Linked DNA regions of Homo sapiens: regions 2 and 3 are each linked to region 1. The links are chromatin loops, found by intact Hi-C in ENCODE. Cell type or tissue: tibial artery. All regions are shown on one strand. Each heading gives the region's core, and the rest is flanking DNA. Links, peaks and the distances in the headings are about the cores only. Region 1 has its middle 85 kb from the start of LINC01523. Region 2 has its middle 160 kb from the start of LINC00494. Region 3 has its middle 40 kb from the start of SULF2.

What was found. Peaks named below come from ENCODE experiments on the same cell type or tissue, not always from the same donor. Only the 100,000 strongest peaks of a DNase experiment are listed, where the experiment ranks them.
Region 2: a loop joins it to region 1, with 11 times the contacts of the local background. A loop is called at or near these places in 78 of 110 quality-filtered maps.
Region 3: it touches region 1 in a loop (2.7-fold over the local background); 38 of 110 quality-filtered maps call a loop at or near these places.

What each region holds. Positions count from the first base shown.
Region 1 is chr20:47,893,007-47,903,213 of GRCh38, forward strand. No RefSeq gene overlaps it. Among named protein-coding and RNA genes, the nearest start is that of LINC01523, 85 kb to the right of the region's middle. RefSeq lists an enhancer at 1,380-2,316. In tibial artery, for the core only: no CTCF peak of the experiment used is centred there; a DNase peak (open chromatin) is centred at 4,625.
Region 2 is chr20:48,512,365-48,522,571 of GRCh38, forward strand. No RefSeq gene overlaps it. Among named protein-coding and RNA genes, the nearest start is that of LINC00494, 160 kb to the left of the region's middle. In tibial artery, for the core only: no CTCF peak of the experiment used is centred there; a DNase peak (open chromatin) is centred at 3,997; H3K27me3 peaks cover 514 bases.
Region 3 is chr20:47,820,239-47,830,445 of GRCh38, forward strand. It overlaps the pseudogene RNU7-173P. Among named protein-coding and RNA genes, the nearest start is that of SULF2, 40 kb to the left of the region's middle. RefSeq lists an enhancer at 5,856-6,556. In tibial artery, for the core only: no CTCF peak of the experiment used is centred there; a DNase peak (open chromatin) is centred at 4,973; H3K27me3 peaks cover 459 bases.

The DNA.
Region 1 (10,207 bases), core at 2,880-6,879:
TGCCAGGCCTGCCCTCTAATGCTCTTGATTTTTCCCACGAGACGAGCGTGCCCCAGGGAACTTCGGCTCCAGCTGCAGGATGAGAGGCGTGTGGAGCACGCAGGGTTCCAACCCTCAGCCTGGAGTCAAGCCCAGACTAGATCAGCCTAAGCCCAGCCAAGCCACGGGTGCAGGAGTGAAAAGCAAACGCTAACTGTCCATGACATTGACTTTCAAAGGGGCATGTCATGTTATGTGGCTCATCCCAGCAACAATGAAGATATTTCTCCATCAGTCAGTCGGTGAATAATTATTGACAATGTGCTAGGAAGGTGGAGTGATTGGAGTAGATTTGGTCCCTATTCTCATGGAGCTTACTTTCTAGAGGGGAAGACAGATGATAGGTGAATAAATATAAATTATTCTATTAGGTTGATGCAGCAGTAATTCCGGCTTTTGCCAGTAAAGGTAATGGCAATCAAAAGCGGGAGGAGCCGGAGCTGCCATTCATTAAAAGCAATGACAAAACTGTGATGACTTTTGCACCAACCTAATAGAATAAATTACGAGTGCGCAAAACGCTGTGATGGGAAAGTTCCAAGTGCCAGGATAGCATCTAGCTTCCTGGAGTCAGGAGATGGGGGTTTTCAACCTAAGCAAGGTTAAGTCCAAGTGGTGGGGGCAGGCGGGGGGCGATATTTCAGGGGAGACTCCAAGGATGAATGGAAATTAGAAAAGTGAACGCAGATGGTGAGGGGGGACGGGTTTCAGGCACAGAGAACAGCATGTGCAAAGGCCTGGGGGGAGGACATCGTGTGTTCATGGACTGAGGGGCGGCCAGCAGGCTGGAGCTGAGCCGGTGGAGAGGAGGATGGGGAGCCGGGGAAAGGCGCTCCATGCAGGGGGCACAGCAGGGGCAAAGGCCCGGAGTCAGGCCTGAACCTGTGTGGTTTGAGGAAGTGACAGAGGCCTGTCTGGGAGGAAAGTAACAGCAGAGGGGAGACCATAAGGTCAGGGCAGAGGGCAGGGCCGTGCTGGGCACTGTGGGCTGTGGATAGGACCTGGCACGTATGCTCGGGTGAGGGGAACGTGTTAGAAGATTTTAAGAAGGGCAGGAACATCTGGGGATAATGTGTATTCTAGGAATCTCAACCAAGTAAATTCATAGTTTGAATGTTCACAAGACTTCTGCACAGGCAAAGTGAAAGATCGTTTCTAGAGCTGTGAGATAAGATCATAGTAAAAAAGAACTACTAAGTTTTTAAAGGTTATTTCAAATGATGGATTTCCATCTTACAAATGAATGCAAGCAGGTTGCAAGGTTGATGGAAAGTAGAAAAGTTTTCTGACTTGCGTGAACAGAAAAGAAACATCAATTTGAAAGGAAAACATTTATTTATTTACTTCCTCTACAGTTTTCCTGACTGCTACATTTCATGAGAAGGGATTGTTTATGAGGGTCAAGGAGCTGGAGGCCTGGGGAGGAGCTGGTGTTTCTGTTCAAGTTTGAGGGTCCTGGAGCTGGAGTCCAGGGGAGGAGCCGGTGCTGCCACTGATGTCTTAGGGTCGTGGAGCTGAAGATCCCAGAGGAGCCGGTGCTGCTATTCTAGCTTGAGTTTCGTGGAGCTGGAGACCCAGGGAGAAGATGGTGCTGCTGTTCTAATTTAAGGATCGTGAAACAGAAGACCCAGAAAGGAGCTGGTGCTGCCGCTGCTCAGATCTGAGGGTGTTGGAGCTGGAGACTTAGGGAGGAGACGTCTTGTTCTAGTTTCAGGGTCGTGGAGCTGCAGACTGAGGCAGGAGCATTGTTGTTATAGTTCGAGGGTCAGAAAGCTGGCGACCCAGGGAGGAGAGGTCTTGTTCTGGTCTGAGGGTCGTGGAGCTGCAGACCCAGGGAGGAGCAATTTTGTTGTAGTTCGAGGGTCAGGAAGCTGGCGACCCAGGGAGGAGAGGTCTTCTTCTGGTGTGAGGGTCGTGGAGCTGCAGACGCAGGGAGGAGCAATTTTGTTGTAGTTCGACGGTCAGGAAGCTGGCGACCCAGGGAGAGGTCTTGTACTAGTCTGAGGGTCGTGGAGCTGCAGACCCAGGGAGGGGCAATGTTGTTGTAATTCGAGGGTCTGGCAGCTGGCAACTCGGGGAGGAGAAGTCTTGTTGGAGTTTGAGGGTCGTGGAGCTGCCAACCCAGGGAGGAGCAATTTTGTTGTAGTTCAAGGGTCCGGAAGCTGGCGACCCAGGGAGGAGAGGTCTTGTTCTATTGTGAGGGTCGTGGAGCTGCCGACCCAGGGAGGAGCAATTTTGTTGTAATTTGAGGGTCCGGAAGCTGGCGACCCAGGGAGGAGAGGTCTTGATCCGGTCTGAGGGTCGTGGAGCTACAGACCCAGGGTGGAGCAATGTTGTTGTAGTTCGAGGGTCTGGTAGCTGGCAACTTGGGGAAGACAAGTCTTGTTCGAGTTCGAGGGTCGTGGAGCTGCAGACCCAGGGAGGAGCCATTTTGTTGTAGTTCAAGGGTCCGGAAACTGGCGACCCAGGGAGGAGAGGTCTTGTTCTAGTTTCAGGGTCGTGGAGCTTCTGACCCAGGGAGGAGCATTGTTGTTTTAGTTCGAGGGTCAGGAAGCTGGCGACCCAGGGAGGAGAGGTCTTGTTCTGGTTTGAGGGTCGTGGAGCCGCAGACCCAGGGAGGAGCAATGTTGATGTAAGTTGAAGGTCCGGTAGCTGGCACCCTGGGGAGGAGAAGTCTTGTTCGAGTTTGAGGGTCGTGGAGCTGCCGACCCAGGGAGGAGCAATTTTGTTGTCGTTCGAGTGTCAGGAAGCTGGCGACTCAGGTAGGAGAAATTTTGTTCTAGTTTCAGGGTTGTGGAGCTGCAGACCCAGGGAGGAGCAAGGTTGTTGTAATTCGAGGGTCAGGAAGCTGGCGACCCAGGGAGGAGAGGTCTTGTTCTGGTCTGAGGGTCATGGACCTGCAGACCCAGGGAGGAGCAGTGTTGTTGTAGTTTGAAGGTCAGGAAGCTGGCGGCCCAGGGAGGAGAGGTCTTGTTCTAGTTTGAGGGTCGTGGAGCTGCAGACCCAGGGAGGAGCCATGTTGGTTTGAATGTTGTGGATCTGGAGATCCACGGAGGAGCTGGTGCTGCCTTTGAAGTCTGAGAGTCACTGAGCTGGAGATCCAGAGAGGAACCGGTGTTGCTGTTCTAGTCTGAACAGATCTAGAGTTCTGGGGAGTTGCCGGTTCTGCCTCTCAAGTCTGAGAGTTGTTGAGCTGGAGATTCAGGGAGGAGCCTGTGTTGCTGTTGTAGTTTGAGGGTCATGGAGCTGCAGACTCAGGGAGGAGGGGTGCGGTTCTAGTCTGAGGGTTGTGGAGCTTGAGACACAGGGAGGAGCTGGTGCTGCTGTTGTTTAAGGCTGAGGGTTGTGGTGCTGGAGACCCAGGTAAGAGCTGGTGCTGCTGTTGTTTAAGGCTGAGGGTTGTGTAGCTGGACAGTGGGGAGGAGGTAGTCTTAGTGTCTAATGTGAGGTTGGTGGAGCTGTGGACCTGGGGTGGGGCCGGTGCTACTGTGTAGTTTGAGGGTCATGGAACTGGAGACCTAGGGAGGAGCTGGTGCTACCACCATTTAAGTCAGAGGGTCATGGATCTGGAGCTTTGGGGAACAGCCCATGCTGCTGTTTAACTGTGGGGAGGATGTGCTGTGTCCATTGAAGTTTGAGGGTTTGGGAGCTGGAGACCCAGGGAGGAGCTGATGATGCCATTCTATTTTGAGGGTCGTGGATCTGGGGACCTGGGGAGAGGCTGGTACTGCTGTTGTAGTTTGAGGTTCGTGGAACTGGAGACAGGGGGAGGAGCCGGTGGTGCTGTTCATGTCTGAGGGTTGTAGAGCTGGAGACCCAGGGAGAAGCCCGTACTACAGCTTTTTAAGTCTGAGGGTCGTGGAGCCTGAGACCTGGGGAGAGGCCAGTGCTGCTGTTCAAATGGCTCCTTTCCGGGTCTCCAGCTCCATGACCTTTAAACTAGGAGAGCAGCAGCAGCTCCTCCCGGGGTCTTCCAGCTCCATGACCCTCACACTAGAACAGCAGCAGCAGCTCCTCCCGGGGTCTTCCAGCTCCATGACCCTCACACTAGAACAGCAGCACCGGCTCCACCCTGGGTCTCCAGATCCACGACCCTCAAAGTAGAACAGCAGCACTGACTCCTCCCCGGGTCTCCAGCTCTACAACCCTCAGACTTGAGGAGCTGGAGACTCGGGGAGGAGCCAGGGCTGCTTTTCTACTTTGAGGATTGTGGAGCTGGAGACCCAAGATGCAGCAGCTGCTGCTATTCTAGTTTGAGGGCCTTGGAGCCAGAAACTTTGTGAGGAGCCGGTGCTGCCTTTCAAATCTGAGAGTCATTGAGCTGGAGACCCAGGGAGGAACCGGTGTTGCTGTTCTAGCCTGACGGTAGTGAAGCTGGAGACCAAAGGAGGAGCTGGTGCTGCTATTCTAGTTTGAGGTTAGTGGAGCTGGAGATCACAGGAAGAGCCGGTGCTGCTGTTTAAATCTGTGGGTCCCCGAGCTGGAGCCCTGGGGGGAGATGGTGTTGTTCTTGTTCAAGTCTGAGGGTCATGGGGCTTGAGGCACAGGGAGGAGCTGCTGCTGTTCAAGACTGAGGGTCGTGTAGCTGGAGAGCGGGGAGGAGGTAGTCTTGGTGTCTCGTATGAGGGTGGTGGAGTTGTGGACCTGGGGAGGAGCCGGTGCTGCTGTGTAGTTTGAGGGTTGTGGAACTGGAGACCTAGGGAGGAGCCGGTGCTACTGCCATTTAAGTCAGAGGGTCGTGGATCTGGAGCTTTTGGGAACGGCCCGTGCTGCTGTTTAACTGTGGGGAGCATCCGGTGTGTCAATTGAAGTTTGAGGGTTTGGGAGCTGGAGACCCAGGAGGGATCCGATGATGCCATTCTATTTTGAGGGTCATGGATCTGGAGACCTGGGGAGAGGCCGGTACTGCTGTTGTAGTTTGAGGGTCGTGGAAGTGGAGACAAGGGTAGGAGCTGGTGCTTCTGCTGTTTATGTCTGAGGATTGTAGAGCTGGAGACCCAGGGAGGAACTGGTGTTGCTGTTCTAGTCTGAGGGTAGTGAAGCTGGAGACCCAAGGAGGAGCCGGTGCTATTATTGTTCATGTCTGAGGATTGTGTAGCTGGAGACCCAGGGAGGAGTCGGAGCTGCTGATCTAGTTTGAAGGCTGTGGAGCTGCAGATCCCAGGAAGAGCCGGTGCTGCCGTTCAAATCTGTGGGTCTTGGAGTTGGAGCCCTGGGGTGACCCAGTTCTTTCATTCATGTCTTAGGATCATGGAACTGGAAACCTACGGAGGCGGCGGTACTGCTGTTCTAGTTTAAGGATCGTGAAGCTGGAGACCTGGACAGGAGCTGGTGCTACCGCTGTTCAAATCTGAGGGTCATGGAGCTGGAGTCTTGGGGAGGTGCCGGTGCTGCCTCTCAAGTCTGAGGGTTGTTGAGCTGGAGATTCAGGGAGGAGCCGGTGTTGCTGTTGTTGTTGGAGGATTGTGGAGCTGGAGGCCAAAGAGGAGCTGGTGTTGCAGTTCAATTTTGACGGTCGTGTAGCTGGAGACCTAGGGAGGAGCTGGTGCTACCACTGTGTAAGTTGAGGTTTGCAGAGCTGGTGGCCACGGGGAAGAGCCAGTGCTATAGCTGAAGTTTGAGGGAACTGGAGACCCAGGGAGTAGCCGGTGCTGCTTTCTAGTTTGAGGGTTGTGGAGCTGGAGGCTTGGTGGGGAGCCGGTGCCGCCTCCCAAGTCTGAGAGTCATTGAGCTGGAGATCCACAGGGGAGCTGGTGCTGCTGTTGTAGTTTGAGGATTGTGGAGCTGGAGACCCGGGGCGGAGCTGGTGCTGCAGTTGGAGTTTGAGGGTCAGGGAGCTGGAGATCTGGGGAGCGGCCAGTACAGCTGTTTAAGCCTGAGGGTCGTGGAGCTAAACATGGAGCCAAAGTTGGGGAAGCAGAGAGAGAGAGTTACAGGATGACCCTGGAAATGGTAGACGTAGCTGTACCCCAAGCAAGCTAAGCTTGGGAACTCCTCAATGCTAGTGATGAATGCATTCTTTTTCCTCTTACACAGTTTGGATTTGTTTTCTGTGTCTCATGAGACAGAAAGATCTTGATTAATACCCTTAGGAATTGAAAAGCTTAAAAAACTAAAGGATGTTGGTAATAAAAATAATAAGAATTAAACCATGATTATCCTGGCTGACAGAGACAAAATCACACACACACAATATATATCTTTCAATCAGTTAGCAAAATTAAAAAAAATGGAAAAATAGACGCAAGCAAAGCTATAAAAAGTTGTTTCATGGAGAAGCGATGGAGGACAGCGATTAATCTGAGAGTTGCTATTAATGGAGAAACTGAGAACTTACCATTTTTCCCATGAGGTTTTGGTGTAGAATGATATTGTGTGAGTTCTGGCAGCTGAGTCACTTCACACAGCCCGGTGATGCAGTAGGTGTCACAGAAGGACCCTCTCCCAGTTAGTTCTGCCTCACTGCTCCGGTGAGTGCGGCCTCTGATCCCCAACAGCTGACTGTGTGTTGAGACCACGCCCATGAGCACAAGGGTTTCCACGGTGAAGGTTCCTGGATGGAACACTGTGGATGTCCCTAATGTTCCTTCCTGATGTTCATCTGCCATCTTGCTATTTAATGCAATGTCTTCTAAATATTGAATAGAAAAAAGTATTTGTACAATATGGGCAAGGTATAAAGAATATCCACACACTGGACACACAGACAGAGAGGGGCACCCACAGCAAACTCCCTTTGCCTGGGAGCAGGTGTGGTCCTTGAGTCCTATGTTGCCTGTTTCTTCCTCCGCCTTGGCCTACGGGCCCGATGTGATCTGACCTCTGCCTGCCTCTCCGACTCCATCCCCCCTCCCGCTCCTGTTCTTTCTAACAATTATGTTACAGCCTCAGTGAATGTGACAAGGACCCTGAATGACGGTGGCTTTACTAAGACAGAGGTTCATTCCTTTCACATGAAAGTCCAAGCCAGTCGGGTCATTCTTCTCTGTGCATTTTTCAGGGTCTTAGGCTACTTCCATCTTGCTGCTCTGACTTCCTTAGGGTATAGCTTCCCCCACAGTGTCCATCCTATCTACTGCCAGCCAGCAGGGAGGGGAGAAGAGAACAAGAGGACACAAATCTTCCTTCCTCTAATGGCAGTTGCTGTGCACTGGCCTCATGTGCATTGGTCACTGCCTGGTCACGTGGCCACTGCTTGCTGCTAGGGGTGCTGGGAAGTTTTCATCCTGGATGCCAGTGCCCACCTGGGTGACTCCTGAGGTTGAGGGGAGAGAGGACATGAAAGAGAGTCACTGGCTCTTCCCACCATCATGCATGTCGTTCCAGTCTAGGGCGACCCACTGCCTCAGCTTGCTCAGGACTGAGGAGGGTCATGGGGCACAGACCTCTCAGTTTTATAACAGGGCAGTTTCAGGCAAATCATCCCAGCTTGGCTGAGACTCAGAATTTTCCTGGGATATGGGATTTCTAGTGTTAAAACTGAGAAAGTTCTGGGCAAACCTGGACAAGTTGGTGCCTGCCATGGGGCCTTTGCATCTACTGTTACCCCTGTCTGGGATTCCCTTTCTGCAGCTCTGTGTGGTGCTCACTCCTTTTCTGTTGAGGAAAGGCTGCTCTCTGGGTGTCCCCGGGTGCCTGTTCCGCTCTACTCAGCACTACATGCTCTGTGAATATCCCTCCATGCACTTCGTAGAATGAGATCTGTTCTTTCCACCCTTGCCTGCCCACTTCAGTTTCAAAGTCTCTGAGGATTATTCATTTTTATTCTCTTCAGCACTGAAAGATACATCTCTTTCCCTAAGGCTGTGGCTGGGTTCACGCATAGTTAGATAAATCTGATATTAATAATAACCCGAATGAAAAACATGTATTGAATCCCAAGATTATGATGTAGGAAGCACGGATTCTGAAGAGATGTCTAAGCCTAATAAAGGCCAAAGGGTGTGGATTAAAAGGAAATGTGGGGTGGAGAAACATTTCATGAAATAGAACCCCACCTCTTGGGTGAGTTCGTTGGTACAACTTTTCTAGAGGGCAATTTTGCAACTGGCCAATGAAGGTGAGTAACTTTTGGTCCCAAATTTCATTTATAGGCATTGATCCCTAGGAAATAGTCAGAAAAATATGCAAAGATGAATCTCAAGGATTTTTATAAGAAGAAAGAAGTAGGAAGCATAAATGCCCACTGGTGGTCCCACACCCTGGCACCAGTGCTCCCCTCTCCTAGTGGGCGGGCACAGGCTACATTTTCCCAGGCTTCCTTGCAGTGAGTTGTGGCCATGTGACCAGGTTCTGGCCAATGGGAGGCAATAAAAGTGTTGGGTGGTATTTTTGGAGACCCCCTTCTGTAACTTCTGTCTTGATATGGTTTGGATGTTGGTCCCCTCCAAATCTCATGTTGAAATGTGATCCCTGATGTTGGAGGTGGGGCCTGGTGGGAGGTGTTTTGGTGATGTGGGCAGATCCCTCTCACAATGGCTTGGTGCCATCCTGATGGCAATGACTGAATTCTTGCTCTGAGTTTATGGGAGATCTGGTTGTTTAAAGGGGTTGGCACATCCTCCTCCCTCTCTTGCTCTTTCTCTCGCCATGTGATGTACCTGCTTCCCTTTCACCTTCTGCCATGATTGGAAGCTTCCTGAGGCCTCCCCAGGAGCAGATGCTGGTGCCATGCTTGTACAGCCTGCAGAACTGTGAGCCAATTAAACCTCTCTTCTATAAATAACCAGCCTCAGGTATTCCTTTATAGCAACGCAGATGGACTGACACATATCTTTAATGTCATTTCTTAGTTGTTCCATCCTTTGACCTGCTTCCTGGAATAAGCGTATGATGGTTGGAGCTATTCTTGTCACCTTGAACCTTGAGGATTAGGCTTCTACCCTGCGGATAGCAGAATGTCCTCTGGAAGGAAATGAAAGTCCCTAACGCCACCCTAGACTGAGAACCTCCAGTTTTGTTTTTACTTTTTTATTTTTTGAGACAGACTCTTGCTCTGTTGCCCAGGCTGGAATGCAATGGCGTGATCTCAGCTCACTGCAACTTCCGCTTCCTGGGTTCAAGTGATTCTCATGCCTCAGCCTCCCGAATAGCTGGGATTACGGGTGCGTGCCACCATATTTAGCTAATTTTTTTTATTTTTAGTAGAGACAGGGTTTCACCATGTTGAGCAGGCTAGTCTCGAACTCATGACCTCAAGTGAAACACCTCAGCCTCCCAAAGTGCTGGGATTACAGGCGTGAGCCTCTGTGCCCGGCCCAGTCTTGGTTTTCATGAGATAAACTTCTGTCTTGGCTGAAGTTAAATCACTGATAGGTGATATGACCATAACTGGATAAAAAGTAGGAAATTCATGTAATACTTATATCTACATATGCCCATACCAAAAATGATAGTGATCTGTTGTTATCTATGTGTAAATATGGACACAAAATATTGTTTAGTGTAAACAAAGCTCTTCTTTTTTTTTTTTTTTTTTGAGACAGAGTCTCACTCTGTTGTGCAGGCTGGAGTGCAATGGTGAGATCTCGGCTCACTGCAACTTCCGCCTCCTGGGTTCAAACAATTCTCCTGCCTCAGCCTTCTGAGTAGCTGAGATTACAGGCACATGCACCACATCCAGCTATTTTTTTGTATTTTTAGTAGAGCTAGGGTTTCACCATGTTGTCCAAGCTGGTCTCAAACTCCTGACCTTCAGTGATCCGCCTGTGTTTACAGGCATGAACCACTGCACCTGGCCCATAAAGCTTTATTCTATTTTAATGAAGCAAAAATGCATAAGTGTGTAAGTGTGATCATATGTGTGTGTATGTCTAACAGGAGCACTACATAGCAAAATGCGAATGCTGCTTATCTTTGGTGTTGGTATCACGTGTGATTTAAAATCTTTTCTTCTATTTTTAAAAACTTTCAAAATGAGTCATGACTTTGATTATTAGAAAAGAAATCTATAACAATTGAGAGGAAAGAAAACCCCACCTGTTGTTGAAACTGGCTGGAGCTGGGAGAAATGAGAGATTCCTTTGCAGGTGTCACCTCCCTACCAGAAAATTGGCCTTGCAGGAATGTCCCACAAGCCAGATGTGTCTCTTTCCCCCAGTCCCTGTGCCTGGTGTGAGGTCGTACAGACAGTGAGCATCCTTCACAGAGTCTGACCTGCCAAGGTAGG
Region 2 (10,207 bases), core at 2,388-6,387, 620 kb after region 1:
CGACCCTCAAACTAGAACAAGACCTCTCCTCCCTGGGTCACCAGCTTCCGGACCCTTGAATTACAACAACATTGCTCCTGCCTGGGTCTGCAGTTCCACAACCCTCAAACTAAAGCAAGACCTCTCCTCCCTGGGTCGCCAGATTCCTGACCCACAAACTACAACAAAATTGCTCCTCCCTGGTCGGCAGCTCCACGAGCCTCAAACTCGAACAAGACTTCTCCTCCCCAGGTTGCCAGCTACCACACCCTCGAATTACAACAACATTGCTCCTCCCTGGGTATGTAGCTCCACGACACTCAGACCAGAACAAGACATCTCCTCCCTGGGTCACCAGCTTCCGGACCCTCCAATTACAACCAAATTGCGCCTCCCTGGTTCGGCAGCTCCACGACCCTCAAACTAGAACAAGACCTCTCCTCCCTCGGTCGCCAGCTTCCGGACCCTCGAATTACAACAGCATTGCTCCTCCCTGGTTCGGCAGCTCCACGACCCTCAAACTAGAACAAGACCTCTCCTCCCTGGGTCTCCAGCTTCCAGACCCTCGAATTACAACCAAATTGCTCCTCCCTGGGTCTGCAGCTCCACCACCCTCAAACTAAGACAAGACCTCTCCTTCCTGGGTCACCAGCTTCCTGACCCTCGAACTACAACAAAATTGCTCCTCCCTGATCAGCAGCTCCACCAGCCTCAAACTCGAACAAGACTTCTACTTCCCAGGTTGCCAGCTACCAGACCCTCGAATTACAACAACATTGCTCCTCCCTGGGTCTGCAGCTCCACGACCCTCAGACCAGAAGAAGACCTCTCCTCCCCTGGGTCGCCAGCTTCCTGACCCTCGAATTACAACCAAATTGCTCCTCCCTGGGTCGGCAGCTCCATGACCCTCAAACTCCAACAACACTTCTCTTCCCTGGTTTGCCAGCTACCGGACCCTTGAATTACAACAAAATTGCTCCTCCCTGGGTCTGCAGCTCCACGACCCTCACACCAGAACAAGACCTCTCCTCCCTGGGTCGCCAGCTTTCCGACCCTCCAATTACAACAACATTGCTCCTCCCTGGTTCGGCAGCTCCACGACCCTCAAACTAGAACAAGACCTCTCCTCCCTCGGTCTCCAGCTTCCAGACCCTCGAATTACAACAATATTGCTCCTCCCTGGGTCTGCAGCTCCATGACCCTCAGACCAGAAGAAGACCTCTCCTCCCTGGGTCGCCAGCTTCCTGACCCTCGAATTACAACCAAATTGCTCCTCCCTGGGTCGGCAGCTCCACGACCCTCAAACTAGAACAAGACCTCTCCTCCCTGGGTCGCCAGCTTCCAGACCCTTGAATTACAACAACATAGCTCCTGCCTGGGTCTGCAGTTCCGCAACCCTCAAACTAAAACAAGACCTCTCCTCCCTGGGTCACCAGCTTCCGGACCCTCCAATTACAACCAAATTGCTCCTCCCTGGTTCGGCAGCTCCATGACCCTCAAACCAGAACAAGACCTCTCCTCCCTGGGTCTCCAGCTTCCAGACCCTCGAATTACAACCAAATTGCTCCTCCCTGGGTCTGCAGCTCCACCACCCTCAAACTAAAACAAGACCTCTCCTCCCTGGGTCACCAGCTTCCTGACCCTCGAACTACAACAAAATTGCTCCTCCCTGATCAGCAGCTCCAGCAGCCTCAAACTCGAACAAGACTTCTCCTTCCCAGGTTGCCAGCTACCAGACCCTCGAATTACAACAACATTGCTCCTCCCTGGGTCTGCAGCTCCACGACCCTCAGACCAGAAGAAGACCTCTCCTCACCTGGGTCGCCAGCTTCCTGACCCTCGAATTACAACCAAATTGCTCCTCCCTGGGTCGGCAGCTCCACGACCCTCAAACTCCAACAACACTTCTCTTCCCTGGGTTGCCAGCTACCGGACCCTTGAATTACAACAAAATTGCTCCTCCCTGGGTCTGCAGCTCCACGACCCTCACACCAGAACAAGGCCTCTCCTCCCTGGGTCGCCAGCTTTCGGACCCTCCAATTAAAACAACATTGCTCCTCCCTGGTTCGGCAGCTCCACGACCCTCAAACTACAACAAGACCTCTCCTCCCTCGGTCTCCAGCTTCCAGACCCTCGAATTACAACAGAATTGCTCCTCCCTGGGTCTGCAGCTCTACGACCCTCAAACTAGAACAAGACCTCTCCTCCCTGGGTCTCCAGCTTCCGGACTCTCCAATTACAACCAAATTGCTCCTCCCTGGGTCGGCAGCTCCACGACCCTCAAACTAGAACAAGACCTCTCCTCCCTGGGTCACCAGCTTCCGGACCCTTGAATTACAACAACATTGCTCCTGCCTGGGTCTGCAGTTCCACAACCCTCAAACTAAAGACCTCTCCTCCCTGGGTCGCCAGATTCCTGACCCACGAACTACAACAAAATTGCTCCTCCCTGGTCGGCAGCTCCACGAGCCTCAAACTCGAACAAGACTTCTCCTCCCCAGGTTGCCAGCTACCACACCCTCGAATTACAACAACATTGCTCCTCCCTGGGTATGTAGCTCCACGACCCTCAGACCAGAACAAGACATCTCCTCCGTGGGTCACCAGCTTCCGGACCCTCCAATTACAACCAAATTGCGCCTCCCTGGTTCGGCAGCTCCACGACCCTCAAACTAAAACAAGACTTCTCCTCCCTGGTTCGGCAGCTCCACGACCCTCAAACTAGAACAAGACCTCTCCTCCCTGGGTCTCCAGCTTCCAGACCCTCGAATTACAACCAAATTGCTCCTCCCTGGGTCTGCAGCTCCACCACCCTCAAACTAAAACAAGACCTCTCCTCCCTGGGTCACCAGCTTCCTGACCCTCGAACTACAACAAAATTGCTCCTCCCTGATCAGCAGCTCCACCAGCCTCAAACTCGAACAAGACTTCTCCTCCCCAGGTTGCCAGCTACCAGACCCTCGAATTACAACAACATTGCTCCTCCCTGGGTCTGCAGCTCCACGACCCTCAGACCAGAAGAAGACCTCTCCTCCCCTGGGTCGCCAGCTTCCTGACCCTCGAATTACAACCAAACTGCTCCTCCCTGGGTCGGCAGCTCCACGACCCTCAAACTCCAACAACACTTCTCTTCCCTGGGTTGCCAGCTACCGGACCCTTGAATTACAACAAAATTGCTCCTCCCTGGGTCTGCAGCTCCACGACCTTCACACCAGAACAAGACCTCTCCTCCCTGGGTCGCCAGCTTCCGGACCCTCCAATTACAACAACATTGCTCCTCCCTGGTTCGGCAGCTCCACGACCCTCAAACTAGAACAAGACCTCTCCTCCCTGGGTCTCCAGCTTCCAGACCCTCGAATTACAACAAAATTGCTCCTCCATGGGTCTGCAGCTCCACGACCCTCAAACTAGAACAAGACCTCTCCTCCCTGGGTCGCCAGCTTCCTGACCCTCGAACTGCAACAAAATTGCTCCTCCCTGGTCGGCAGCTCCACGAGCCTCAAACTCGAACAAGACTTCTCCTCCCCAGGTTGCCAGCTACCACACCCTCGAATTACAACAACATTGCTCCTCCCTGGGTCTGCAGCTCCATGACCCTCAGACCAGAACAAGACCTCTCCTCCACTGGGTCGCCAGCTTCCTGATCCTCGAATTACAACAAAATTGCTCCTCCCTGGGTCGGCAGCTCCACGACCCTCAAACTAGAACAAGACCTCTCCTCCCTGGGTCGCCAGCTTCCTGACCCTCAAATTACAACAAAATTGCTCCTCCCTGGGTCTGTGGCTCCACAACCCTCAGACCAGAACAAGATCTCTCTCCTCCCTGGGTCTCCAGCTTCTGGACCCTCAAATTACAACCAAATTGCTCCTCCCTGGGTCGGCAGCTCCACGACCCTCAAACTCGAACAAGACTTCTCCTCCCCGGGTTGCCAGCTACCGGACCCTCGAACTACAGCAACATTGCTCCTGCCTGGGTCTGCAGCTCCACGAAAATCAAACTAGAACAAGACCTCTCCTCCCTGGGTCGCCAGCTTTCTGACCCTCGAACTACAGCAATGTTGCTCCTGCCTGGGTCTGCACTCCACAACCCTCAAACTAGAACAGCAGCACCAGCTGCTTCCTGGACTTCCAGCTCAATGACTCTCACACTTCAATGGCAGCAATGGCTCCACCCCCAGGCTCCAGCTCCAACACCCTCAGATCTGAGCAGCGGCAGCACCAGCTCCTTTCTGGGTCTTCTGTTTCACGATCCTTAAATTAGAACAGCAGCACCATCTTCTCCCTGGGTCTCCAGCTCCACGAAACTCAAGCTAGAATAGCAGCACCGGCTCCTCTGGGATCTTCAGCTCCACGACCCTAAGACATCAGTGGCAGCACTGGCTCCTCCCCTGGGCTCCAGCTCCAGGACCCTCAAACTTGAACAGAAACACCAGCTCCTCCCCAGGCCTCCAGCTCCTTGACCCTCATAAACAATCCCTTCTTATGAAATGTAGCAGTCAGGAAAACTGTAGAGGAAGTAAATAAATAAATGGTTTCCTTTCAAATTGATGTTTCTTTTCTGTTCACGCAAGTCAGGAAACTTTTCTACTTTCCATCAACCTTGCAACCTACTTGCATTCAATTGTAAGATGGAAATCCATCATTTGAAATAACCTTTAAAAACTTAGTAGTTCTTTTTTACTATGATCTTATCTCACAGCTCTAGAAACGATCTTTCACTTTGCCTGTGCAGAAGTCTTGTGAACATTCAAACTATGAATTTACTTGGTTGAGATTCCTAGAATACACATTATCCCCAGATGTTCCTGCCCTCCTTAAAATCTTCTAACAAGTTCCCCTCACCCGAGCATAAATGCCAGTTTCCTATCCACAGCCCACAGTGCCCAGCACGGCCCTGCCCTCTGCCCTGACCTTATGGTCTCCCCTCTGCTGTTACTTTCCTCCCAGACAGGCCTCTGTCACTTCCTCAAACCACACAGGCTCAGGCCTGACTCCGGGCCTTTGCCCCTGCTGTGCCCCCTGCGTGGAGCGCCTTTCCCCGGCTCCCCATCCTCCTCAACCCGCTCAGCTCCAGCCTGCTGGCCGCCTCTCAGTCCATGAACACACGATGTCCTCCCCCCAGGCCTTTGCACATGCTGTTCTCTGTGCCTGAAACCCGTCCCCCCTCACCATCTGCGTTCACTTTTCTAATTTCCATTCATCCTTGGAGTCTCCCCTGAAATATCGCCCCCCGCCTGCCCCCACCACTTGGACTTAACCTTGCTTAGGTTGAAAACCCCCATCTCCTGACTCCAGGAAGCTAGATGCTATCCTGGCACTTGGAACTTTCCCATTACAACGTTTTGCGCACTCGTAATTTATTCTATTAGGTTGGTGCAAAAGTCATCGCAGTTTTTGTCATTACTCTTAATGAACGGCAGCGCCAGCTCCTCCCCGCTTTTGTTTGCCATTACCTTTACTGGCAAAAGCCGGAATTACTGCTGCATCGACCTAATAGAATAATTTATATTTATTCACCTATCATCTGTCTTGCCCTCTAGAAAGTAAGCTCCATGAGAATAGGGACCAAATCTACTCCAACCACTCCAGCTTCCTAGCACATTGTCAATAATTATTTACCGACTGACTGATAGAGAAATATCTTCATTGTTGCTGGGATGAGCCACATAACATGACACGCCCCTTTGAAAGTCAATGTCATGGACAGTTAGCATTTGCTTTTCACTCCTGCACCTGTGGCTTGGCTGGGCTTAGGCTGATCTAGTCTGGGCTTGACTCCAGGCTGAGGGTTGGAACCCTGCGTGCTCCACACGCCTCTCATCCTGCAGCTGGAGTCAAAGTTCCCTGGGGCACGCTCGTCTCGTGGGAAAAATCAAGAGCATTAGAGGGCAGGCCTGGCAGTGCCAACACATTCCAGGCTTCTGCCTGTGCCGTGTCTATGAAAATCTTGTTGGCATAAGCAAGTTACCCAGCCACGAGCAATACCTATGGGATAGATAAGTCTGTCCACCCTCCCTCGGGCCCTGGTAAGGATGTGGATGTGTCATACTCTTACAGGGGTAGTGAAATATTGAGGCCCAACGTTAAATCACCTACAGCAAGATATGTCAGCCTCTGTGTCCCCACGCTGGAATCATGCTTCACCAGCGGGTTTACCTGAACCGACTCCCCTTTGCAATGGTGCCTGCAGGTTTAGGCCAATGCTGTTCCCTGTGAAGGACAGAGAAGCCTCAATTGGCCTCCGACTGTTGGCAAGAACAAGATATTAGGTTGGCATAAAACAACCACAAGCCCCAGGTGGCCCGTGCCCATTGAGACAGGAGAGGGGCAGGAAGAACTGTGGGAGCTCAGGGAGCTTCCCATCCCCAGTCCCCTCCCTCCCCCTCTTGTCCCATCTCCGCTTTCTTTTTTTTCCTTTTTTTTTTTTTCTTGAGACAGGGTCTGACTCTGTCACCCAGGCTGGAGTGCAATGTTGCGATCTTGGCTTACTCCAACCTCCGCCTCCCAGGCTCAAGCAATCCTCCCACCTCAGCCTCCCCAGTGGCTGAGACCACAGGTGCATGCCATCACACCCAGCTAATTTTTTTTTTTTTTTTTTTTTTTTTTTTTGTAGACACAGGATTTTGCCTTGCCCAGGCTGGTGTAGAACTCCTGAGCTCAAGCAATCTGTCCACCTCGACCTCCCAAAGGGCAGGGATTACAGACATGAATCACTGAGTCCAGCCTGCTTTATTTTTCTTTACAGTACCTGGAACGTTCTAATGTACTAAGTAGACGTGTATTTTCTTTCTTTTTTCTCTTCCCTAGAATAGGAGCTTAATATGGGCAGGTACTTTTGTTTGTCTCATTTATCACCCTATCCCCAGTGGCTGGAACAGTCTCCAGCACATGAATGGTGTGTTCTTAATAAATATTTTTAACAAATAAATAAATGAAATATCCTACAAGAGAAAGCTAGTATTTGGAACTCACCCATCAACAGAACCAAAAAGCCAAAGACCTTTAGCCTGTCCCTACTTCTGAATGCACCCAACCCCACAGGAGCCAGCAGAGAAAAAACAGGAACAAAGGTGGGGAAAAGAGCAGGTGGTTCCCCCCGCAACTAAGGACCCTCGAGGCTTAGGCTGAACTTGAGCTGGAGAAAGGACTAATGTAGGAACTGGGTGTGAGATAAAAGTTTAGATTTGTCTGGCCTGGATTTTGTAACACCTAAACACGAGTTATTCCATTCATTTTTGTTTTTGTTTTTTTGAGACAGAGTCTTGCTCTGTCTCCTAGACTGGAGTGCAGTGGTGTGATCTCAGCTCACTGCAACCTCCGCCTCCCAGGTTCAAGTGTTTCTCCTGCCTCAGCCTCCTGAGTAGCTGGGATTATAGGCACATGTTACCACGCCCAGGTAGTTTTTCTATTTTCAGTAGAGAAGGGGTTTCTCTATGTTGACCAGGCTGGTCTTGAACTCCTCACCTCAAGTAATCTGCCCACCTCAGCCTCCCAAAGTGCTGGGATTACAGGCATGAGCCACCAGGCCCTGACATATTCCATTCATTATTAAGAAGTCTGTTATGATAAATCAAAGTGACCAAAATCCTAGGGAAACTTCCCCAGATGTCATCAAGAAGCAGAGACCAGAGACCTATCAGCAGGATGGGGACTAGGGCGAGGCAGGGGAGGGAGGCGCTCATCTCTGGATTATCAGGGTCCAGCAAGGGAGGTATAAAGTTTAAGGGGGCACCAAAAAATTTACTGATCAGGCCGGGCGTGGTGGCTCACGCCTGTAATCCCAGCACTTTGGGAGGCTGAGGCAGGCGGATTATGAGGTCAGGAGATCGAGACCATCCTGGCTAACATGTTGAAACCCCGTCTCTACTAAAAATACAAAAAATTAGCCGGGCGCGGTGGTGTGCACCTGTAGTCCCAGCTACTCGGGAGGCTGAGGCAGGAGAATCGCTTGAACCTGGGAAGCAGAGGCTCCAGTGAGCCGAGATCGCGCCACTGCACTCCAGCCTGGATGACAGAGCAAGACTCCATCTCAAAAACAAACAAATAAACAAACAAAAAATTCACTGATAAATAAATAATAAATATTATTTAATATAAATAAAATAAGTATTTAATATAAATAAAATAATATTTTAATGCAGGTTTAAAAAAAATCAAATTTAATGCAAAAAAAAAAAAAAAACCCTAGTGGGAAAAGTTATCAACATTTCAACTAAGATACAATCCAACCCTGCATTTGCATGATTTGGCCTCACTTACTCACCCTAACCCAACCCTGCCTCACAGAAGCTGCTCGAAGGCAGCGGTTGGAGAAAAATGAATCCATTTCCTGCTCGTATCTAGTTCAGACCTTCCATAAACCAGCTACAGGTAAGACTGTGATGACCCACCTGTGCCAACCAGGACCACAATCTACCATCAGGGCCACAGTAACCGGGTCCATGTTGACTGTCCCCAGGTGCACCCAGATGTTTGACTTAGGGGCTCAGGCCAGGGTTGCTTCTCCCATTGATATTGTGCACTTGTTAAGAGAAAACAGACAAGACTGGGCACAGTGGCTCACTCCTGTAATCCCAGCACTTTGGGAGGCTGAAGTGGGCAGATCACCTGAGGTCAGGAGTTCAAGGCCAGCCTGGTCTACAAGGAGAAACCTTTGTCTCTTCTAAATATACACAAATCAGCTGGGTGTGAGGCACAAGAATCACTTGAACCCAGGAGGCAGAGGAACCCAGGCAGGCCGGGAACTCTGCCATGGGAAGCGGGTGTCTGAGAGCAAGGTCAGTGACACCATCTTGTTCTTGGGACTGAACTGGAGGCAGGGAAGCCAGGAGAAGCCCTGGGACCCGGCCTCTGGATGTTCACCATGGGTAGGCAGCTGTTTGCAGGGAGATGCCTGAGGGACCCCCAGGTTCCTCATGAAAACCTACAGCTCCGGTAAAATCTGCACTTTCCAGCCTGGGCTGCTTCCCACTGTATGCTCCTGAAGCCAGACGCCTTCATTCTGACCCCTGGCAATTCCCTGCATAGACCCGCATGTTTCAGGAGGATCCTGACCTGGATCTCAGACCACTGCTTCCCATGGCAGACTTCCCAGCCAAGCATTTCCTGAAAACGGTCTTCTCAGATTTTCTTCTGAGATGTGGCCAAGGCCCTGAAACAGAGTCTCCCTCCCACACAGGTTCTTACCTGTGAAACAGGACATGGTGGGAATGGGGAGGAAAGGTTCAGCCCCAGACAAGGAGGCCCTCCCATGGGGACGTCCAAAGAGAAAGATCGGACCCATCAAACCTCAGAGGCTGCCCTTGGACCTCAGGATGGCATCCAAACCCCCACAGGTCCCTGCCCCCGTCCAGTCCCACCTCCCACCACTCACTCCTGTGTCCACTTGGTCATGGCCACACTGGTCTCTCCGCTGGCCTTGGACAGACCAGGCTTCCAGGAACCTCAGGGCCTTGGCACGTGCTGGCCCTTCCTCCTGGTATGTTCCCCACCCCCACCCTGATCCTCACCCAGTTACCTCCAGGAACCTCGTCACCTGTTAGGTCTCAGATGAATGTCACCTCCTTGGGGGGATTCTCCTGTGTCCTCATCACCTCCTCGCCCAGGCCCAGGGCCCAGGTCAGGTCCCCCAAGGCCCCTCTTATCACACTGTAGTGTCTTTTCTTCCCAGCCAGGACCACGTGTAATGAAACAAGGCCATTGTTATCTGAGGACAACCCATACAACTAAAAAGCCCATTCAAGGTAAATTCAATTAAATTGAGTACCAAAGTTTCACAACAAATGCTTTGTGATTTAGTTAACAAACATTTACCTTGGATTCACTTTAGGCCAGGCGCTGTTCCCCATACTCCATGTGTATTAAATCATGTACTCTCCAAAACAGGCACTACTACATCACCGTCCCCATTTTGCAGATGAAAACACAGAGGCACAGAAAGGTGGTTGCTTGTGTAGAAATCGGCATCATCAGGACTGGATTAGGTCACCCTGCACCAGACCCCCTGCTCTCAGCCATGTACTTGCCACTTCTTCTAAAAAACAAAACAAACAATCAAAAAAGGTCTAATGAGGGTCTTCTCTAGAAAAGTAAAGCTAAATGTGATGAAAATAAGTTTTTATTTCCTGTCTAACATTTGGGTTATAGTGGCAGATGTACCCCCATTCTTAAGTAATCAAAGAATGAATCAAGTACTAATTTTTTTGCATATTTTTTTCTGATAAAACTGT
Region 3 (10,207 bases), core at 3,028-7,027, 73 kb before region 1:
TTGGGAGGCTGAGGCAGGTGGATCACTTGAGCTCAGGAGTTCCAGACGAGCCTGGCCAACGTGGAGAAACCCCATTTCTACCAAAAATACAAAAAAATGGCCAGATGTGGGGGTGCACACCTGTGGTCCCAGCTACTCAGGAGGCTGAGGTGGGAGCTCTCATTTGAGCCCGGGAAACAAAGGTAGTAAGCTGAGATCGCATGCCACTGCACTCCAGCCTGGGTGACAGAGTGAGACTCTGTCTCAATAAATACATAAATAAATAGAAAAAAAGATAGCCCTGCTAGGAATGCTCTGTGTCTTGATTGGGATGATGTTTACTTGAGTAGACACATTTGTCAAAACGCATTGAATGGGACAGAGAACAGTGCCTTTTACTGGGGAAGGAACTCTCTCCCAGATAACTCCCAGATCAAAGCAGAAACCAAAACTAGAATGATGGTTTCTAGAAAACAACAAGAATAGTTTACACCAGCATCTGAGGGACTCGGCTAGTGCTGTACTCAGAAGAAAATTTATAGTCTTAAATGCTTGTATTGCTCCAGGGTTTCAAAAGGGCGATGGTAAAAGTACTGAGTTCTCAAAAAATAGGAAAAAACAAAAAACAAAACAAAACACAACCAAAAAAAAAACCCTAAATAAGCCAAGATAAAATGGGGAGAGGAAATTAAAGATAAGAGCCAACATCGAATATGCACAGGGTGTGGACGGTGAGTTTTTGGGGGAGTTAGTGATGGGAGCACGCCGCTTCGGAAGTGTATTTTTCCATTTCAGGAGCTGGAGGGTTTTTACGCAGTGGAGTGACCATGCGTGGAGCTGGATGGAGAAAGACCGTGGAGGCTGCAGGGTGGAAAGCTGACTGGGGAAGACTGATAGTCACTGTCTGCCTTGCCTGTTCTTGTTCTCTTCCTGGGCTCTAAGATTTCTTTCTTTCTTTCTTTTTTGACAGAGCCTCTCTCTGTCACCCAGGCTGGAGTGCAATGGCATGATCTCGGCTCACTGCAACCTCCGCCTCCTGGGTTCAAGCAATTCTCCCGTCTCAGCCTCCCATGTAGCTTGGACTACAGGCATGTGCCACCGCTTTCGGCTAATTTTTGTATCTTTAGTAGAGACAGGGTTTTGCCATATTGGCCAGGCTGGTCTTGAACCCCTGACCTCATGTGATCCACTTGCCTCAGCCTCCCGAAGTGCTAGGATTACAGGTGTGAGCCACCACGCCCGTCCAAGATTTCTTTTCCTTCTCTAAATCATTACAGGGGGTCTGGATGCTAGCTGTGCCCTGCCGCTGGGTTATGCAGCCCAGAAATGAAATTTCAAGAGAGTGGGTTCATCTGTGCCAAGTCACATCTTCACCAAAGAAATCTGGGCTCTGATGGGGTCTGCGATGGACTTGTACGTGTGCCATCTGGGGGATGGAGGGTGGGGTGGTGGCCAGGACGGGCCTGTCTGGGAAAGAGGCTTCCCTGAGCCAAGACAGTGGGGGCCACAGGGGACTCTGGGATGGGAAAGCCAGCCCAGCCAGGGTCCTTGGGGGATCTGGAGGGGACGTGACAAAGCAGGAGGGTAGGAGGGGAGCCAGGAGTGGGAAGCTGGGGAAGCCAGAGCAGCAGAGGCTGGAGCAAATCCCGTGGGAAAGAACCAGGAATGGGTGGTTCCTGAGGGAGTGGCTCAAACACCCTCGCAGGGGGGTGGCTCACCTTTAAAGAATGTCTTGCTCAGGCCGGGCACGATGTCTCATGCCTGTAATGCCAGAACTTTGGGAGGACAAGTGAGACGAGGTTGGTTGCAGTGAGCCGAGATCGTGCCATTGCATTCCAGCCTGGGCAACAGAGCGAGACTCCATCTCAAAAACAAAACAAAACAAAAAATGCCTTGCTCTTCCTCAATCAAAATCCCCCTGGGAGTAAAAGATACTGAATGATAGCATACATAAGAAAAGTGCCCAGGCCAGGAGTGGTGGCTCACACCTGTAATCCCAGCACTTTGCGGGGCTGAGGTGGGTTGATTACTTGAGGTCAGGAGTTTGAGACCAGCCTGGGCAACATAGTCAGACCTCATCTCTTAAAAAAAAAAAAAAAAGAAGAGGAAGAAGGGGTAGGAGGAGGAGGAGGAGGAGGAGAAGAGAAAGAGGAAGAAAAGAAACGTGCCCAGATCATAAGAGTACATTTCAATTAATCCTCACCAGGTACACGCTCCTGTGCCCAGACCCTAGATAAAGAAACAGCAATCTCACTACACAGAGTCCAACTGAATGCCTCTCAGAGGGCCACATTCTCCTCTTCAGTGTTGAGGAAATTGGATCCAAAAGAGCCTTGGGTCTCTTTTGGTTGTTTCATTTGAGTATTCTATGGGCAGATTTTTATGTATTGGACTTCTTGAAATGGGACTTACCTGTGCTTAATTTATCTTGATTTCAGCCCACTGGGTAATAAATACAATGGACCCTTGAACAGCACAGGTTAGAACTGCCAGAGACCACATATACGCAGATTTTCTTCTGCCTCTGCCACCCCGAGACAGTAAGACCAAACCCTCCTCTTCCTCCTCCTACTCCTCAGCCTACTCAATGTGAAGAGACAAGGATGAAGACCTTCATGGTGACCCACTTCCACTTAATGAAGAGTAAATGTATACTCCCTTCCGTATGATTTTCTTAATAACATTTTCTTTGCTCTAGCCGACTTTATTGTAGGAATACAGTATATGATACATTTAACATACGAAAACTGTTTATGTTATCAGTAAGGCTTCTGGTCAACAGTAGGCTATCAGTAGTTAAGTTTTTGCAGAGTCAAAAGTTATATGTGGATTTTTGACTGCGTGGGATTTGGTGCCCCCAACTCCCACATTGTTCAAGAATCAACTGTATTCCAAATGACAGAATGTAATGCCAGACATCTGGAAAAGACTGATACAGTTTTCCGACCACCAGAAGAAAATCCACCCAGGGAATTGGTCAGCGGAGGCAGGCACTCAGGTTTCACGGAGCCATGAGTTGGAGGGATTCTGCCAGCTTGGGTGATGAGGGGCTCACAGGTCCCAGGAAGGTGGCAGTAGCCTGGGAGCTGCTTCCTTGAAAACTCTGAACGGGCTGGGACCTGTGGAGAGGGACAAGCGAGGGCTCAAGGGATGGGTCTGAGCTGGTTTTTAAAGTTTATCTGTGTTAGAGAAACTGCCGCTCCAACACCAAGAATAAATCAGCTCCATTTCCCATCACCTCGGTTGCTTCTTTTTCCCATCTCTTCCTCTCTGTAAGTTTTGCCTAAGAAAAATGTATCATGTTTTCTGAAGACAACCGCTTCCCCCTCCTCCCTTGTGAACAGTCAGGCAAAGAATGAATTTAGATTTTTTTGTAGTGTCAAGGCCTCTCTCATTAAATTACTCCCACCATCTCTTGTCTCTCCTGGTGAGTGAGTTTAATGATCTCTTGCTCCTTACTCTCTTGAAAACTGCCTCGTGTGCTTCTGGCTTGGGCAATCTTAATGCTTTGGGCAGCTTTCAGTTTCCTGACTGTAGCTTGCACTCCAGACTTCATCCCCAGCCCGTCCCCATCCTCTTCTCCGCCCAGCGCTTCCCATCTTCCCACATTCCTCTTCTCATCCCCTGTTCTCTCTGCACTTATTTGCTCACTGACATTCCCATATTTTCTACTTCTACTGAAATCCTGATTGTATCCAGTCATGCTTTTTTGATTTTTTAAAAACACTGAAATGTCTGTAATTCCAACACTTTGGGAGGCCGAGGTGGGCGGATCGCTTGAGCCCAGGAGTTTGAGACCAGCCCAGGCAACAGGGCAAGGCCGTATCTCTATAAAAAATACAAAAATTAGCCGGGCATGGTGGCATGCGCCTGTATTCACAGCTACTCAGGAGAGCGAGGCAAGAGGATCGCTTGAGCCCAGGAGGTTCAGGCTGCAGTGGGCCATGATCACACCACGGCATTCAGCCTGGGCAACAGAGAGAGCGCCTGTCTTAAAGACAAACAAACAAACAACCCTGAAATTTTGGCTCACACCTGTAATCCCAGCACTTTGAGAGGCCGAAGTGGGCAGATCACTTGAGGCCATGAGTTGAAGACCAGCCTGGCCAACATAGCGAAATCCCGTCGCTACTAAAATTACATAAATTAGCTGGGTGTGGTGGCGGGCACCTGTAATCCCAGCTACTCGGGGAGACTGAGGCACAATAATTGCTTGAACCTGGGAGGCTAAGGTTGCAGTGAGCTGAGATTTTGCTACTGCACTCCAGCCTGGGCAACAGAGTGAGACTTCGTCTCAAAACAAACAAATACACACACACACACACACACACACACACACACACACACACAAACACAAACAAAAACCCCTGAAATGTGATGATGACCGTTGTGTCCTTATCAACAGCCATTGCTTGCCTGCTTACGTTAGTTGCAGTGGGAGGGTAGGCAGCCAGAAGTATTGGGCATTCCCCTGGCCTGTGCATTTTGAATGATGAATACAAAACTGCTCAATTCACCAAAAACAATCATGTAAGAAAGGAACGTTTCACTTCTTCTTATGGGCCCCTGATTGCATGTGATGCAGGTGACAATTACATATGTCCCCTTAACAGTTTGGAAAATTCTAGTGAAGAGAGGAGTTTAAGTCCCTTCACACTGAACTGAAACAATTAATTCTCTATAAAAATCTCCGCATGATGGATCATGTTGCATTTCAAACCTCTACAGACTGTCTCATATAAATATCTGTTTCTCTTTTTTGAGACAGAGTCTCGCTTTGTCACCCAGGCTGGAGTGCAATGGTGCAATCTTGGTTCACTGCAACTTCTGCCTCCCAGGACCTGCAGAGGTCCTGGTCTCAGAGTTCATGCCCTGCAGTTGCTGTGTGTCCAGCAGCTGGCAGGGCAAGAGGGTTGGGGGGTGGGCGTCACCCCCACAGACACACAGCACCCGGCAGAACCCTGGCCTAAAGGCGCGCAGCTCTGGGGTCTCCCAAGCCCACCTGGGAGTAGGCCCATGGGGACAGCTGTGGGGGACAGGGACTCCCAATGTACAAAACAGGCCATGAGCTGGGCAAGCTACTCCTTCTCATAACCTCAGACCTTTCTTCTGACCCAGTCAGGACCAGCTCCTGGGAGCCTGCAGACAATCCTGGGCCCAGAGAAGCAGGCAGATGTGGCTGTTGGTAGCACTAATATGGGTTGTGAATATCATCCTGTGGTTATTACTTTACTTACGTTACCTGCCAGTACACTCGATCCTGCATATGTCCCCTCACTTCACGCTCACGGGGTTTGAATGATGGGACGAGCACTCCCAGCAGGTGATGAGGGTGATAAATGGCACCTGACATTCCTGGAGCACCTGTTGGTGCGCAGGGCGGGGCTTAGTGCTCTGTTTGAGTCTGGAGACTTTACTCTGCAACAGCAGCTGTGTGACCCCCGGTAAGTGGTTTAACCTTTCTATGCCTCTTCTTTCTCAACTCTAAAGGTGGATAATAAAGTCCCTGCCCTCAAGCAATCAAAGATGTGTAAGAAGGGCCTGGCACATGGCAGGCAGGCAGTATACATGGTTGGGATTAACCCCACTATACAGATGAGGAAACTGAGGCTCAGAGGCACTGGCCTGGCAGGAAGTAGGACCTTCGCCCAGGCTTGTCTGATGCTGAGCGCTTTGGCCTCCATCCCTTATGGCTGCTCCCCACTCCACACTGGGACAGATCCTGGAGAGGCAAACCCCAAATACCCTCCCTAACCAGAAACCGAAATACCAAAATCCACTAGATCCCAGCCCTTACAGCTGCCTTCAGAAGGGACAGAGCAGAGGGCCACCCCCTCACACGCACACAGGGGCTGACCATCCAAGGTTGCCAATCACCTGGCTGCGAGCAGCCCTGTTCCCACGGGGACACTGACCGCTCCGAGTGCCCGGCATTCAGGCCTCGAGCCACCCACTCTGCACTGCACGGGGCCTCCTTGGAACGCGTCCCTCCCCAGAGGCCGTTTCTCTGTGGGATGGCGCTGCTCTGTGGGGAGGACCCCACCTCCCTCCTTCACGACGACCTGCCCTCACCTGGCTCGTCTCTTGGTAGACACTGTCCCACGCATCTCTGTCATTTGCATGCCACCGTGGTGACAGTCTTCCTGGCCACGGGTGTGACAGGGCCTTTTAGTTTCTGACTGACACAGTCACAGCCCGATTTCACCTGATTCCACTTACAAAGGCAGGTTTCCCTTCCCAGCCTCACATGGAGGTGGTCTCCGTGGAGTTCAAGAGGATGTGGGCTGGGAGGAGGGGCAGCAAAGAACCCCAGCACACCCCAAGCAGGAGGTGGCAGGGTCCGTCCGGCCATCTGGAGACAGCCAAGACCCTTGGCCACTGCAGATCCCCCCACTGAGCCTGCCCCCATCCCCACTCCACACTGGAACACATGCTGGAGGGGCAAACCCCAAATACCCTCCCTAACCAGAAACCAAAATACCAAAATCCACCAGATCCCAGCCCAGCATGGCCAGATAGTCTGACTTTCCAACGAAGTCGAAAATACAGATTTTTAGAATTAAAATGTAAATGCTGGCAACTAATTCAAATTCAATTTTGTGGTGGTGTTTTTTTGTTGTTGTTGTTTTTGCATGGAGGGCTTTCTGGTGAAAACCAGACCCCACCTGGGAGCAGGCCCCGGGGGGATGGCTGTGGGAGAAGGGGACCCCTTCCCCGCAAGTACAAAGAACAGGCCACGAGCTGGGCACAGATGCCTCTTCCCGAGCCCACCTGGGAGTGACAACCGGAAAACGTGCTAGACAAATTCTGAAAGAGCTGGAACACCTTACATTATTTTAAAAGTCCCCAGGTTGAGTTAATCCCAGACCCTTTACAGCTTTTTCCTTCTGATTGGTGAGGCCTCAGCTCAAATGTCACCTCCTCAGAGAGGCCCTCCCCCATGGCCCTATTTAAGTAGCCCCCACCAGAGTCTCAGTCAGCGACACGCACCCTTCATTTCCTTCTTGGCGCTGACCCCTACCTGCAAGTGCCTCGTCATTTGCGGTTGGCATCTGCACTGTCCGTCTCCACCAGCACTTAGGCTCCGTGAGGACAGACGCACGTCGCCTTGTGCCCTGGTGAATCCCAAATCCCTGCCCTGAGCGCAGTGCCTGGCACAGAACAGACACAGGCAATGAGTGCTGCTGAAAGTTCCCCATGGAGCCAGTGGTGATCTGTCCAGGCTCTACAGCCCTCCCGCTAAACGTGTTCAGAGACGGGGACGCTGGGGCCATCCTCCTTGCTCCACTCCTGGTGAAGAGCCCTCAGACCCATAAGATGGGCTTGTCCATATCACCTTCTCAGGTGAGCCTCATACATAAGCAGGTTCAGTGGGTTAACCAAGCCTACATCTTTAACCCACGTGATAACCACAGTACCAGGTTTCTGCCATCAAATCTTTTCTATCCTCAGTCCTGCCTTGGGAATTCAAACTCACCCAGAATTCAGAGTTTCACAGACTCAGAAGAGAATGTGATGCCAGATTGTTCTGAAATGTTTGGTTTTAAAGCAAGATCAAATGATTACATTTGTGATCTGAAATCATTTGATTGTATCAAGCCATATCCCCTTCCAAATTATTTTCTTTAAATTCTCCCCAGAACGGGGAGCAGTATTAATTGTTTCCAATGAAAAGACTGCCCCTTTCATCAAAGCCATGAGCTTTATCTGCTGTTTTTGAATATAACACTGGCTTAGTGAAAGTGATTGTAAATAGCAGGTCTTCTTTGTGCATTTTGTGCTTCCAAATGTGCTACTTGGAATAAAGAAGTGAAAAGTTTAAAAATCCTCTCTTGTAAATGTTTGGAAATTGCACTAGAGTTATTTCTTGCTCTTTGAGGGGAGAGGTCACCCTGCAAACATACAGTCACACCTGTTCGGCTCCCCCGGGTTTTGAATGTCACTAAACCCCCACTTCCCCCCTACCTTGGCAGGTCAGACTCTGTGAAGGACGCTCACTGTCTGTACGACCTCACACCAGGCACAGGGACTGGGGGAAAGAGACACATCTGGCTTGTGGGACATTCCTGCAAGGCCAGTTTTCTGGTAGGGAGGTGACACCTGCAAAGGAATCTCTCATTTCTCCCAGCTCCAGCCAGTTTCAACAACAGGTGGGGTTTTCTTTCCTCTCAATTGTTATAGATTTCTTTTCTAATAATCAAAGTCATGACTCATTTTGAAAGTTTTTAAAAATAGAAGAAAACAAGATTTTAAATCACACGTGATACCAACACCAAAGATAAGCAGCATTCGCATTTTGCTATGTAGTGCTCCTGTTAGACATACACACACATATGATCACACTTACACACTTATGCATTTTTGCTTCATTAAAATAGAATACAGCTTTATGGGCCAGGTGCAGTGGTTCATGCCTGTAAACACAGGCAGATCACTGAAGGTCAGGAGTTTGAGACCAGCTTGGACAACATGGTGAAACCCTAGCTCTACTAAAAATACAAAAAAATAGCTGGATGTGGTGCATGTGCCTGTAATCTCAGCTACTCAGAAGGCTGAGGCAGGAGAATTGTTTGAACCCAGGAGGCGGAAGTTGCAGTGAGCCGAGATCTCACCATTGCACTCCAGCCTGCACAACAGAGTGAGACTCTGTCTCAAAAAAAAAAAAAAAAGAAGAGCTTTGTTTACACTAAACAATATTTTGTGTCCATATTTACACATAGATAACAACAGATCACTATCATTTTTGGTATGGGCATATGTAGATATAAGTATTACATGAATTTCCTACTTTTTATCCAGTTATGGTCATATCACCTATCAGTGATTTAACTTCAGCCAAGACAGAAGTTTATCTCATGAAAACCAAGACTGGGCCGGGCACAGAGGCTCACGCCTGTAATCCCAGCACTTTGGGAGGCTGAGGTGTTTCACTTGAGGTCATGAGTTCGAGACTAGCCTGCTCAACATGGTGAAACCCTGTCTCTACTAAAAATAAAAAAAATTAGCTGAATATGGTGGCACGGACCGGTAATCCCAGCTATTCGGGAGGCTGAGGCATGAGAATCACTTGAACCCAGGAAGCGGAAGTTGCAGTGAGCTGAGATCACGCCATTGCATTCCAGCCTGGGCAACAGAGCAAGAGTCTGTCTCAAAAAATAAAAAAGTAAAAACAAAACTGGAGGTTCTCAGTCTAGGGTGGCGTTAGGGACTTTCATTTCCTTCCAGAGGACATTCTGCTATCCGCAGGGTAGAAGCCTAATCCTCAAGGTTCAAGGTGACAAGAATAGCTCCAACCATCATACGCTTATTCCAGGAAGCAGGTCAAAGGATGGAACAACTAAGAAATGACATTAAAGATATGTGTCAGTCCATCTGCGTTGCTATAAAGGAATACCTGAGGCTGGTTATTTATAGAAGAGAGGTTTAATTGGCTCACAGTTCTGCAGGCTGTACAAGCATGGCACCAGCATCTGCTCCTGGGGAGGCCTCAGGAAGCTTCCAATCATGGCAGAAGGTGAAAGGGAAGCAGGTACATCACATGGCGAGAGAAAGAGCAAGAGAGGGAGGAGGATGTGCCAACCCCTTTAAACAACCAGATCTCCCATAAACTCAGAGCAAGAATTCAGTCATTGCCATCAGGATGGCACCAAGCCATTGTGAGAGGGATCTGCCCACATCACCAAAACACCTCCCACCAGGCCCCACCTCCAACATCAGGGATCACATTTCAACATGAGATTTGGAGGGGACCAACATCCAAACCATATCAAGACAGAAGTTACAGAAGGGGGTCTCCAAAAATACCACCCAACACTTTTATTGCCTCCCATTGGCCAGAACCTGGTCACATGGCCACAACTCACTGCAAGGAAGCCTGGGAAAATGTAGCCTGTGCCCGCCCACTAGGAGAGGGGAGCACTGGTGCCAGGGTGTGGGACCACCAGTGGGCATTTATGCTTCCTACTTCTTTCTTCTTATAAAAATCCTTGAGATTCATCTTTGCATATTTTTCTGACTATTTCCTAGGGATCAATGCCTATAAATGAAATTTGGGACCAAAAGTTACGCACCTTCATTGGCCAGTTGCAAAATTGCCCTCTAGAAAAGTTGTACCAACGAACTCACCCAAGAGGTGGGGTTCTATTTCATGAAATGTTTCTCCACCCCACATTTCCTTTTAATCCACACCCTTTGGCCTTTATTAGGCTTAGACATCTCTTCAGAATCC